Linked DNA regions of Homo sapiens: region 1 is linked to region 2. A link is a contact called in ENCODE Hi-C or POLR2A ChIA-PET data. All regions are on one chromosome and are shown on one strand. The core of a region is the stretch at or near the end of the contact, and the rest is flanking DNA. Distances in the headings are between cores, read along the strand shown. Region 1 holds the start of TPBGL (trophoblast glycoprotein like). Region 2 overlaps ARRB1 (arrestin beta 1).

Region 1 (5,918 bases), core at 165-2,664, 35 kb before region 2:
ACCTACGATCCTATGTCCACATATGAATGAGTCTGCATGGACTTGCATGAGACACATCTGAGCTCTCATACCTGGGAGAGTTAAGACAGGGGGTAGGGAAGAGAGAGGGGCTTGGAGGAGGGGAGAGCTGGGAGACCCCCATCATCACCAGCTCTGTTCCTTAATGTTGGTCCTTGCCCAAGACCCAGGCCACTGCAGGGTCTGCCTCTTCTCCTTAAGTGGTATTGATCCTTTGGTCGATCTGTTAAATATAACCTCAGGGAAGGAGTCAACATAACAACCGTACCCAATTCAGGAGAAAGAGACTGATTCTTGGGAGGAGGTGGGGAGCCTCTATTCCAACCAGCTCTGCTGATACCCGAATGGCCTGCGGATCAAGTGTCAGCCTCTCCAGCCTGAATAATTCATGCTAAGGCCAGGAATCCTCCCTTCTCAGGAGCCTGTCTCTTTAAATCAGGTTTAGAGCTTCCCAGTTCTGGGGGAAAAAAAATCCAGAACAAAACAAATCTGTAAACAGCTCAGCCCCCCCACCCTCAGCCCTGGCCCCTTCTGAGACCCCCAACTCCATGCTGCAAAATCTGCTCCTGCTCTCCCAACCTCTGGTGCCCCAAACCCCACTCACAGGCGGAGAAGCCTGGAGGGACTAGTTGACAGTGTCCAACGGAACCCCAGGAGTCTTAAGAGGTTTGGGGGCAGGGAGTGAAAGCAAAGAGCAGAATCACTACACCCCCGGGTCTCTGTGCCTAGGACAGTGCTTGGCAGAGAAGCCCAGCCCGGTGGAGGAAACCACACGGGGGAACTCCTGGCAGAGGCAGAGCAGCCAGAGTTGGTGGGTGGGAGGGGAGCGGGTGCCACAGACTTCTCCTGAGAATGGGATGGGATGGGATGGAGAAAAAGCTGGTCCCATAGGACCTGCAGGGGTGGTGACACAGCCAGGTCTAATGGAACTAGGGTCGCAGAGGAGGAAGCAGAGACTGGGGATTTTCCAGTCTCTCTGCCTTAGGAAGAGGCCGGAAAATGAGTAACTTTCTCAGCCCACCCCTCATCCCTTCCTCCGGTAGTAGGAGCAGCTCTAAAGTCCTCCCCAACCCCCGAATTCTCCCTGGTGGTGACCCACCTGCCTGCTCTCCGCAGTCGGGCCCCGCCCCACACGTGCTGGAGAAGGAGGAGGAAGGACCCAGCTTAAATGTTGGGGGTGGAGGAGGAGGAAAACCAAGTCGGAGCCTCCAGGAGCCAAACTTCTCGGCAGCCCGGAGGGGCGGGGGCGGAGAGGATGAAGAGAAAGCGCAGCAGCCGACAGCCCTGATTCTCGGGAGCCTCCCACCCCGCCTCCCACGGCGAGGAGGGCGCGGAGACTCCGCTGGGGGCGGAGGACGAGACCGGGAGGCGGGGAGGGGGGAGGCAAACCCTGCCCACTCGGCTCGGAGCCCGGAGCGGCCGCGGAAGCCGGAGGCCGGCGCGCAGGGCGAGGGCACCGGGGGCGGGGGGCTCCGCTCCCCGTCTGACCCCTCTTGCCCCCGGCCAGTCAGCCAGTAAGTGCGGCTCCTCAGACTTTCGAGACAGCGAACGGACCGACCGGGACTGCCAGCCGCTCCGGGTCAAGGACTCGCCCCACCCGTGCCCCCCACCAGGCGCTCCCAACTCACTGGTGAGCGCGGCGGCCCGGGCGCTGGATGCGGGGGCGGCCGCGATGGCCCCGCGCGCGGGACAGCCGGGGCTCCAGGGGCTGCTGCTCGTGGCGGCGGCGCTGAGCCAGCCCGCGGCACCCTGCCCCTTCCAGTGCTACTGCTTCGGCGGCCCCAAGCTGCTGCTGCGCTGCGCGTCGGGAGCCGAGCTCCGCCAGCCTCCGCGGGACGTGCCGCCCGACGCGCGCAACCTCACCATCGTAGGCGCCAACCTGACGGTGCTGCGCGCGGCCGCCTTCGCCGGCGGGGACGGGGACGGCGACCAGGCGGCGGGCGTGCGCCTGCCGCTCCTGAGCGCGCTGCGCCTCACGCACAACCACATCGAGGTGGTGGAGGACGGCGCCTTCGACGGGCTGCCCAGCCTGGCGGCGCTCGACCTCAGCCACAACCCGCTGCGCGCCCTGGGCGGCGGCGCCTTCCGCGGGCTGCCCGCGCTGCGCTCGCTGCAGCTCAACCACGCGCTGGTGCGCGGCGGCCCCGCGCTGCTGGCCGCGCTGGACGCTGCGCTGGCACCGCTGGCCGAGCTTCGCCTGCTGGGCCTAGCGGGCAACGCGCTGAGCCGTCTGCCGCCAGCCGCCCTGCGCCTGGCGCGCCTGGAGCAGCTGGACGTGCGCCTCAACGCGCTGGCCGGCCTGGACCCCGACGAGCTGCGCGCGCTGGAGCGCGATGGCGGCCTCCCCGGGCCGCGCCTGCTGCTCGCCGACAACCCCCTGCGCTGCGGCTGTGCCGCACGCCCCCTGCTGGCCTGGCTGCGCAACGCCACGGAGCGCGTGCCCGACTCGCGGCGCCTGCGCTGCGCCGCCCCGCGGGCGCTGCTAGACCGGCCGCTACTGGACCTGGACGGGGCGCGGCTTCGCTGCGCGGACAGCGGCGCCGACGCTCGCGGAGAGGAGGCGGAGGCCGCCGGCCCGGAGCTGGAAGCCTCCTACGTGTTCTTCGGGCTGGTGCTGGCACTCATCGGCCTCATCTTCCTCATGGTGCTCTACCTAAACCGCCGCGGCATCCAGCGCTGGATGCGCAACCTGCGCGAGGCGTGCCGGGACCAGATGGAGGGCTACCACTACCGCTACGAGCAGGACGCCGACCCGCGCCGCGCGCCCGCGCCCGCCGCGCCCGCGGGCTCCCGCGCCACCTCCCCGGGCTCGGGGCTCTGAGCGGCGCCCCCGGGCTCGGGGCTTCCCTTGCCTGGCCCGAAGCCGTGGAGATGAGACACCCGCGAGCCCCGAGCTCTGAGACCTTCCCCTGACTCGGAGGCGCTAAGCCGTACCCTCTCGTTCCCGCCTCCGAGAGCTCCCACCGTCAAAGACCCAGAGATAGCCGGTCCGAATCCAGAAACCCCGCCTGCCCACCCTAGTTTCCGAAACCTCCCTCCTGAACCACTGAAAGTCCGTTCCCCGTCTCGGAGCTCACACAGAGAATCTGTCCTTCAAGGCCAAAGCTCTGAGACTTGCCCCCAGCACCCTGTGCTTGGAGCTCCGACACCCGAGACTGCACTGACCTCCCTCGCCAGCTCGGAGCCCTCAGTCCCCTCCGGGGCTTGAGGGCCCTTCCATCCCATTCTGGACTCGAAGCACAGCACCCCCATCAGAATGGTTTTGTGGATTTTGAGCCCTTTGTCCCATCCCAGAGCTCAGAGCCCTCCATCCTGCATGGAGGCCCAACCCTGGGGCTCTGAGGATTGGGCACCCTCCCCTCATCTAAGAATATATTTCATACCCCTGCCCCCCCTTCACCCACCCCCGCCTCTGGCTCAGGCCCTTCCCTTCCTCGGCTCAGGCATGGGGCTCAGCTCCTAGTCTGTCCCTCCCATCCCAGGGACAAGCACAGCCCATCTAGCCTTAGTGTGGAGCCAACTCTCAGCCTTTCCCACCAGGGCGCTGACCTCCCGATACTCAGTGCTGGTCCCCAGTCTCAGACTCTCAGCTCTTCACCCCGATCTGACTTTCGTCCTCCTGCCCAAGCCTTTGGCTCTTGACCCCCCCCCCATACCCAATGCTGGCACTCAGCACCCACCCCTGCCATTCACTAGTCAAGGTCCAGTGAGGAATCCGTCCCTGGGATGTCCTCATCCCCTTTTCGTCCCAGGACGAGCTCTTCAGTCCTGCCGGATAGGTGCAGGTGCCATGCACCCCTAGTGCATACTGGCAGATCCTTGTAGGGAAGGAGAGAGTCTTGGGTGTGTGAAAGGGATAGTGGGGCATCGTGGCCTCAGAGAGGGGCAGGAAGTGGGGTCTGAAGGGCTGGAAGTTGCTGCCCTTCGATTTCTCTATGCTCTCTCCCACCCCTGTGGCTCTTCGCCCTTGGGGATTCCTTGCCACCACCGCTACCACCACCACCTCACCCCGTGTATCTTCTGAAAGAGAAGTAGGTCTTTCCTCCTGCCTCAGGCACAAGCCCTCCTGGTTCAGGGTCAGAAGCTCAGCACCTTGCCTTCTCCATGATCCCAAAGCACAATTGGTGAGTGGGGGAGAGGACCCCCTCTCCCTGACTCCCCACCCTCTAGATCAGGCAGAATGGCTGGCCTGTGCTGCGTCTGCACACAGGAAGTCACCTTCCTTTAATATATTGGCTTGAGGCCTGCCTGCCCTCCCCATACCCAGAAAATCTGGATCTCCCTTGAGCAGTTTTCTATAAAGTCTGCAATAATCTCAGATACTCTACTCTTGTTAGTGGTGCCGTATCATTCCTGCTGACCTTGGAGTACTGATGGGGGTGGGAGGGGACTCTTGGGAGGGCATTTTGGACTTCTTTTTGGTGGGGCAGTGACCCTTGATGCGTTCTCCCAGACTGTGGGAGGAGAAATGGGTTCTGATTGCACATAGCAGGATTAAGGTTAGATACATGGAGGGACTTCCCATTGGGATGACATTGTTCCCCAAGCCAGCCTGCTTTCTATCATCGGAGGAGGGGTTATGCACAGCCAAAGTGGGATTCGACACTTCCTCTACATCCTCTTCCCTCCCGTTCCTCATCTTCAGGATGGGGATGGAGTTAGACTAAGAAACATTAGCCTCAGCCAAGACCATCCGGGAGGAAATCCAGCTACAGAGAATGAGGAGTTAATTCAGACAGGAAAGAGGGATTGTTTGCTGCTTTGGGATCATCCCCTCTAATGAATTATTATCTGATACTCCTTTATGTCCTGTGTCACTTCACACTCTCCTGGCCAGAGGGTAAGACCTGCGTGTTGGGTATGTGAGAGGCTGCGTGTGGGGAGTGTGGATGAAATGACTCCTTGAGATATGTGAAGCCAGGGGACCGGAGGGCCAGGAGGGCCTCCAGGTCCCCAGGCTGGATTGTTTTGCATTCAGGGTCACAGAGCCCTAGAACCATAGGGCAGAAGCCTAGAATTCTGGCATTTTCTAATTTCAGGGCCACATAATTCTAGAATGTGTGCCTTCTAACTATTGAAAAGGACTGCAGAGGTAATGTGGGAAGCCTCCTAAGCTGTCTCAACAGGAGGCATCATCTCGTGATGGGAGGCTCCCTCCCTCCCTTCCTTTCAGTGTCTGAGGAGCCTGCCTGGGACTCTGACAGCCCCAGCTTTGCCATGGGGCCAGGAGCACCCCTCAGCCCAGGACAGCTCTTCACAAGTCAGAGACCGTGCATGGGGCTCCTTGTCTTTTCCCGGCACGCTCTCTACCCCTTCTCCAAGTCATTCCTCATGAGAAAGTATTAAGTCCTCTTGACACATTCCCCTCTGTCAATGACCTCCAAAGGGTGCCCCGCAGTCCCCCAGGACAATATAGTGATGGTCTCTCTAACGCAAGTTAGAGCTTGTTAGTTGATTTTTGATAACTATTGATTTAATACTTAGTTTAGCAGTAGCTCTCATAAAACCTCAAAGATTTTTGCTGACAACCCATAGCTAATTGCAGTTTCACTTGCCAGGACTTACTGTAGTCTTAAGCTACATTAGCAGAGAGCATGTCCTTGGAACTGAGGAGGTGATCTGTAAATCTGTAGATCTCTCCAGTTCCAACGATGTATGTGAGAGCTACTGCTAAGTATCAAATCAATAGTCATCAAAAATCAACAAATTGAGTGTCTACTGTGTGCCAGTTGGTGTTTAACGTTAGTACCATTCACTGATCCCCATTAAATGTCTTTTCTGGGCTGCCATCCTCCTTGCTGTCTGTCAGTGGCCTATAGCCTTATGGGGCTATCAAGGTTCAGGGCCGCCAGCTTCACCTCTTCTACAAACCCAGCCATTCACTCAGCCCTTACTGAATG
Region 2 (6,016 bases), core at 2,083-4,582:
TCTGTAAAATGGGAAAGCTGACTAGCAAATCCCCAATCCAGCTCTGGGTTCTGAGCCCTTTTAGCTGTTTCCTCAGAAAATCAGCTTGGGCATGCATGGGGGTGGGTGCTATGCCCAAAGTGTGATAAGGAGATGGCACCCCTGGGGACCCCACAGCAAAGACTCTGAGGACGCCGTCCCCTGGGCATGGCCAATCCTCAGTGCGAGCCCAGACCTAGGATAGAGGAGGAGGAGAGAGAGAAAGAGATGGGTGGGGGTAAGAGAGGGGCTGAGGGCCAAGGAAGGAAGAGAGGGAAAGCGGGCGGGGGAGAAAGAGGAACAGAAGGGAGGAAAAGAAGGGACAGGAGGTTCCTCCTCCAAGGTGGATGCAGCTAAAAGGGCTGCAAACAGGCAGAATGGGGCAGGGGCCTGTGGGCACCTGGGACGCTCCCCTCTGCACTCCGGGGTCTTGGGCTTGGCTGGAGCACTCACCCGCCCCGAGACACCACCAGCTTCACTTTCACTTTGTAGGAAACAATGATCCCCAGGATCTCACGGTTGGCACCTTCCCTCAACCTGCAAAGTGACACAGGGGAGCCAGTTCAGGGGCCTTGCCAGGTGGGCGAGACACCTCAGGGGTGGGTATGCTGGGGGGCAGTGGCCGTCCATCCCCCATCTGGCTAGCCACTCAGCTACCATGTCCAATAGAGCCCAGTGGAGATGAGGAAGGCGAGCAGTGCCCTTAGGTAGCAGGGACCCAGAGCCCCGGTTCCAAGTCTGACTGTGAGACTCGCTCACTGTGTGGCCCTGCTGAGCCCCTCTCCCTGCCCAGGCCAGCGTCCCCGCCATGAGGGCCAGGCTCCTCCTCCCCTCAGATGGATTCTGCTTCTCTCAGCAACCCATGGGCAGAAAGGGCCACACGGGGAGTTCACAGAGGGCGAGGCAGCTGGGGTGGGGTGGGGTGGGGGCCATCAGAGAAGGACTTCTCCGCAGAGGTGGTGCTTCAGCTGGGTCTTGAAGATGGGTAGGGTGTGAGCCAGGGTGGAGACAGGGCAAAAAGCTTCAGGTAAGTGGGAGGCTGTGCAGGGGCTGCTGAAGAGAGCTGAGTCTGTGCTGGGAGTGGCGGCTGCTCTAGACGTAGGCCAAAGCCCCACTGAAGGACCACACTGGCAAGAGGGCAAGATGGCATCCCCATAGCCAGGGCTCTGCTGGAGCAGAGTAGCCTAGAGGCGTCCACGATGACTGTGCAGCAGGAGTGACCAGATGCCCTGGGACCCCTGACTTGGAGGGGCACCCCATGTTGGGTCTAACCCAGCTCACCACCCTGGTCTCTCCTCAGGGACACCCCATCTGACTGAAGGCATTACGTCAGAAGCTGCCACCTCTTGCAGGAAGCCTTCCCAGGTTGCCCTCCCCCAGGCATGGTAGCAGAGCCCAGCACTGCCTGAGTGAGCTGGCCTAGTGGTCCATCTTATTCTCTCAGTCACCCCTGGGTAGGGTTGGGAGTAAGGAGGCAGCTTCCCTGACAAGTCAAGCACCTGAGGACAGGCCCTGACAAGGCTATGGAGAGGGTAGCCTGAGCCTTGTCTTTGAACTGGGGGGACCAAGGAGGGTGTGGCCCCATCAGGCAAGATGCACTAGGAGCCCAGGGCTAGGAGGGCAGGTCCTCACAGGGTGCTAGAGGCCAAGTTCGTGTCTTCGTGCTTGAGCTTCCCGTCCAAGGCGAGGCCCCGCTTCTCTCGGTTATTGGCTAGGAAGGGGGTCAGTGTGTAGACCTTGCAGAACGTCGAGCTGGGTGCCACAGTGTCACTGGGAAGAAAGGAAGCAGCTGTGGAGATGGCCCTCCCCAGAGCCAACCCCAGCCCTGATCTCCAGCCCAGCAGAATATCTAGTCTGAGCCTGCTCCAAGTCTCCCTCTCCCAACCTCTGTCCCCCAGACACACGGACCACTTGGGCCAGCCCAGCTCGGGCAAGGAGACCACTGCCACTCAAAAGAGGCACATCTACATTCTACGCACAAACAGGACTGAATCTCGGATATTCTAAAAGATTATCCTAGTCAAGCAGCACAGTGCTAAAAAGCACATTTATTTAAAGAATTACAGCCAGCCGGGTGCAGTGGCTCACGCCTGTAATCCCAGCATTTTGGGAGGCCGAGGCGGGTAGATCACGAGGTCAGGAGTTGGAGACCATCCTGGCTAACAAGGTGAAACCCCGTCTCTACTAAAAATACAAAAAAATTAGCCGGGCATGGTGGTGGACGCCTGTAGTTCCAGCTACTCAGGAGGCTGAGCCAGGAGAATGGCATGAACCTGGGAGGTGGAGCTTACAGTGAGCCGAGATTGCTCCACTGCACTCCAGCCTGGGTGACAGAGCAAGACTCCATCTCAAAAAAAAAAAAAAAAAAAGTACAGCCACAGCAGGCACAGTTGCTCATGCCTGTAATCCCAGCAACTTGAGAGGCTGACAGGAGGATTGCTTGAGGCTAGGAGTTTGAGACCAGCCTGGGCAACATAGCAAGACCCCATCGCTACAAAAAATTTTAAACATTAGCCTGATATGGTGGTGCACACCTGTAGTCCTAGCTACTTGGGAGGCTGAGGCAGGAGGATCACTTGAGCCCAGGAGTTCGAGGCTGGCTGTAGTGAGCCATGATCATACCACTGCACTCCAGCCTGGGCAACAGAGTGAAACTCTGTCTCTAAACAAATTTAATTTAAATTTATTTTATTTTATTTTATTTTATTTTATTTTATTTTTTTGAGACAGAGTCTTGCTCTGTCGCCCAGGCTAGAGTACAGTAGTGCGATCCTGGCTCACTGGAACCTCCACCTCCCAGGTTGAAGCAGTTCTCCTACCTCAGCCTCCCAAGTAGCTGGGATCACAGGGGCGCGCCACCATGCCCGACTAATTTTTGTATTTTTAGTAGAGATGAGGTTTTGCCATGTTGGCCAGGATGGTCTCAAACTCCTGACCTCAAGTGATCTGCCTGCCTCAGCCTCCCCAAGTGCTGGGATTATAGGCGTGAGCACCAGCCCTGTCTCTAAACACATTTTAAAAAGAAAAAATTATAGCTACACATAAACCATAAATGAAGCTATTTGGGCACCCATATACCCACCATCTAGGCTCAACAATTAAAACTTTACTTGCTTGATCACATCCATCATATATAGGGTGTTTTGATTGTCCAATTTTTACTTGCTTTTGCTCTATCCCCCATCCTTTCCAATGAGAGAGCTGTCATGCAGCAGATAGTGAACAAGCCTTGGAGTCGGACGACCGTGTTCCAGCCCCAGCTTTGCTGCTTGCTAACTTGCAAGTCACATCTCTCTGAGCCACTTCCTCCTCTACATACTGGGGCAGCAGCAACCCCAGCCCCACAGCGCTTCCTGAGAAGTAAACAAGTCTGTGAGTGCAAATGCCTCCCCAGCCATCCCTGCTGGTATTCGTTATGCAGACGCTGGCACCATCTGCAGTGGTTGGGATTTTCTACTCTTTAGGGATTATATGTTACTCTGGTTCTAGATCACTTCACTTTACCATCAGGAATCTATGCCTCATAGCTCTGATTTTTTTGAAAAAATCAACAGTGGATATGAAAAATATCCAGTAACCAGAGAAAGCTTGATCTAATCATAGCATGTTCACCTATAGGACATTAAAAACTATTTCAAAGGCCATGTAGTAACATTTTAAAAATATTTTCAGTTGCAAGAAATACTGATTGGAATTATACATAAACAAATACACATATACATGTAAAATTATATCAGGTATAATTGCCCCAAGAAATTACTTGCAGGGCCAGGAAAAAAAAATGTGTATGTCTTTGAATGGGAGCATTTACTTCCTTTAGGTAAGTAAAGATGTTTCACTTCAGATCTCTCCACTTGCCTTAGCTGCCAACAAGCCTGGGACAAAGTTCGATCCATGCTCAACCATAGCAGTTCTCCTCAAACCTAGATGATTTTTTTGTGTGTAATTATTCTCTGCACTCCCACACACAACCCCTTTTTCCCAATGAGTTGGATTACCCCTTTATCAGACAAGAGCTGTGTACCTAGTGCCTTACCCACTTTGCCCTGGCTACCAGGAAGCCAAGAACAAAGTATTTCCCTTCAACCTAGGTTTCTTGTACAACGTAATTATTTCTTCTCACAACCCCAATCCCCTTACATTCATTAGCTATTGTTTTGTCACTCTAGTTTTAGTGGGTCTCTTCCTTGACTGTAGCATGCATTTTCTTGAAGCTAAATCAGGTGGATGGTTTCTAAAAGGCTCTTCGGGATCATCTACTCTGAGTGGCAAGGAAGTCTGAGGCCCAGCCCTCTGCCAGGTGGAGAAGAGCCACCTGGACCTGTAACAGGACACCTAGAGCTTCTCTTTTTCCCACCCAATCCCATACGCCCAAGGCCAGACTTGTGCCCACTTACTCAGCCTCTTCCATGGCAACAGGGCACTTGTACTGAGCTGTGTTGAAAAGGCAGATGTCTGCATACTGGCGCACTAGGGAGGGAGAGGAATCAAGGTGGAGTGAGTCGGGAATGTAGCTCCCATGGAGTCTCACAGGCGTCCCCGGGTTGGGGATATTCAGCCCCAGGCAATGGCCAGAGGCCACCAGTGGGGACTTCTGCATAAGACCACCCCTGTCTTACATCCAAAGGGTAGCCCCAAACACACCCATTTCCTTCCATAACCAAAGCCTTCCCCTCAAGGACAGCTTTGTCCAGAACCCAAGAAACTGAAGAGGTGGCTTAAAGAGCAAACTCATTACCTAGCCAATAAGCAGCCTGCCTTACCCAACTCAAAAGCTTTGCCCTGTGGCTCAGAGCAGGCCCTGGGCTTCAGTGGCTATTTTTTATACAAGGCTGTTAACAAGGGGAGATACTTCAGCCACCCCCAGCCCTTGGGAAGATTGCCTCTCGCTGTCCCCTAAGCTGACCCTCTGTCTGGGATACCTGAGATCTTGATCTTCTTCACCGTCTTGTTGGTGTTGTTGGTGACGTGGACGTTGACGCTGATGGGTTCTCCATGGTAATAGATCTGGGGGGCATAAGAAGGGACGGGGTTGGCTGGGAGGACAGCAAGGTTCTAGGGAAAGGGGAGGGAGAAAAGCCCCCACGCGATCTTCTGGGGTTCCCCAGACCTTGCGCAGACCTTCAGAAGGGTCTGCTGCTCCCATCTGAAGTCCATCACATCCCTCAGGTTCATGCCCCCTCTGCCACTCCTTTAGGCCCAAGAGGCTTCTCCGAATCCCCCAAGGCATTGTGACATTTGCCCCAAGTTCATCAGCCACTTCCCACTGCTGCTAAGGTGGCATGAAAGCCACCAAGCACATTAGCCTTCAGTTCCCTGGTGGGACCCTTGAAAGATAACGGAATTGGAAGGTGATAGTCCTGGGCTCCAGCCCTGGCTTGGCCAGCAGTAATTGTGACAACAATAACAACAATAACATTGACGATGATGAAAGCAGTGTGACCGTGGGTAGGTTATCTAAGCCTCAGGGTCTCCCTCTGTGCAACGAAGGGGTTGGACTAGGTGATGTCTGAAGTCCCTGCCAGCTCTAAATTCTGTCCACAGAAGGATCTGGAAGAAGCAGGGAAAGGTGAGGATGGGCTCACCAGCTCACTGAGGGAGCCAGCTCTGAATCCCTACAAAAAGACCTCAACTTGCATCTTGCCCCAAGGCACTTCCCTTCAGCCATGCCCCGAGAGAGAGGGGGTGCCCACACCTTGAGGAGGGGCCAGCCTAAGCTCACAGCAGTCAGCTGGGTTTGATTCAGAGTTTGAGGGGAGGCCCTTCCTTCTGCAGGGCTTGTCGCCCTGACGCTCAGTGTTTGGCAGGAAGGTCACGGCCCCCCACCGTGCCCCCTCTGCAATGCTGGTTGACCTTCAGCACTCGGCCTGAGGCAGGCAGCTGGTGGAGGTGTGGGGGAGATGTCCAGGACCTTCAGGAAGGTCTGCTCCTCACTTCGGAAGTCCATCACATCTCTCAAGTTCATGCCCCCTTTGCCACTCCTTTAGGCCCAAGAGGC

Evidence for each region. A loop is a pair of places that touch in the nucleus more often than their neighbours do. ChIA-PET counts read pairs that join two places held with the same protein, here RNA polymerase II (POLR2A). Pooled maps may share reads with other maps.
Region 1: a loop to region 2 is called in a map of naive thymus-derived CD4-positive, alpha-beta T cell, with 6 times the contacts of the local background. The contact joins the promoter of TPBGL here to the enhancer-like site in region 2. A Hi-C loop is called at or near these places in 2 of 168 maps with a recorded cell type or tissue (CD4-positive, alpha-beta memory T cell and naive thymus-derived CD4-positive, alpha-beta T cell) and 5 of 50 pooled maps. POLR2A ChIA-PET finds 5 or more read pairs at or near these places in 10 of 52 experiments (CD4-positive, alpha-beta T cell, CD4-positive, alpha-beta memory T cell, CD8-positive, alpha-beta T cell and 7 more).

What each region holds. Positions count from the first base shown.
Region 1 is chr11:75,239,360-75,245,277 of GRCh38, forward strand. It overlaps TPBGL (trophoblast glycoprotein like), which reads left to right and starts at 1,415. Exons shown (of 1, transcript NM_001195528.2): 1 at 1,415-4,345. The coding sequence starts at 1,691. The coding sequence ends at 2,839. LOC124902717 (a long non-coding RNA gene) reads right to left here and starts at 511. Exons shown (of 2, transcript XR_007062783.1): 1 at 287-511. RefSeq lists silencers at 2,321-2,570, 2,701-2,780.
Region 2 is chr11:75,272,424-75,278,439 of GRCh38, forward strand. It overlaps ARRB1 (arrestin beta 1), which reads right to left. Exons shown (of 16, transcript NM_004041.5): 9 at 4,941-5,025; 10 at 4,416-4,488; 11 at 1,651-1,788; 12 at 472-555. Among named protein-coding and RNA genes, the nearest start is that of TPBGL, 35 kb to the left of the region's middle. RefSeq lists enhancers at 136-637, 5,455-5,955. Within about 2 kb of position 3,333, at least 13 of the 41 ENCODE cell types and tissues checked have a DNase peak (open chromatin) inside an H3K27ac peak, as active enhancers do; they include CD4-positive, alpha-beta T cell and CD8-positive, alpha-beta T cell, where a contact is called at or near this core.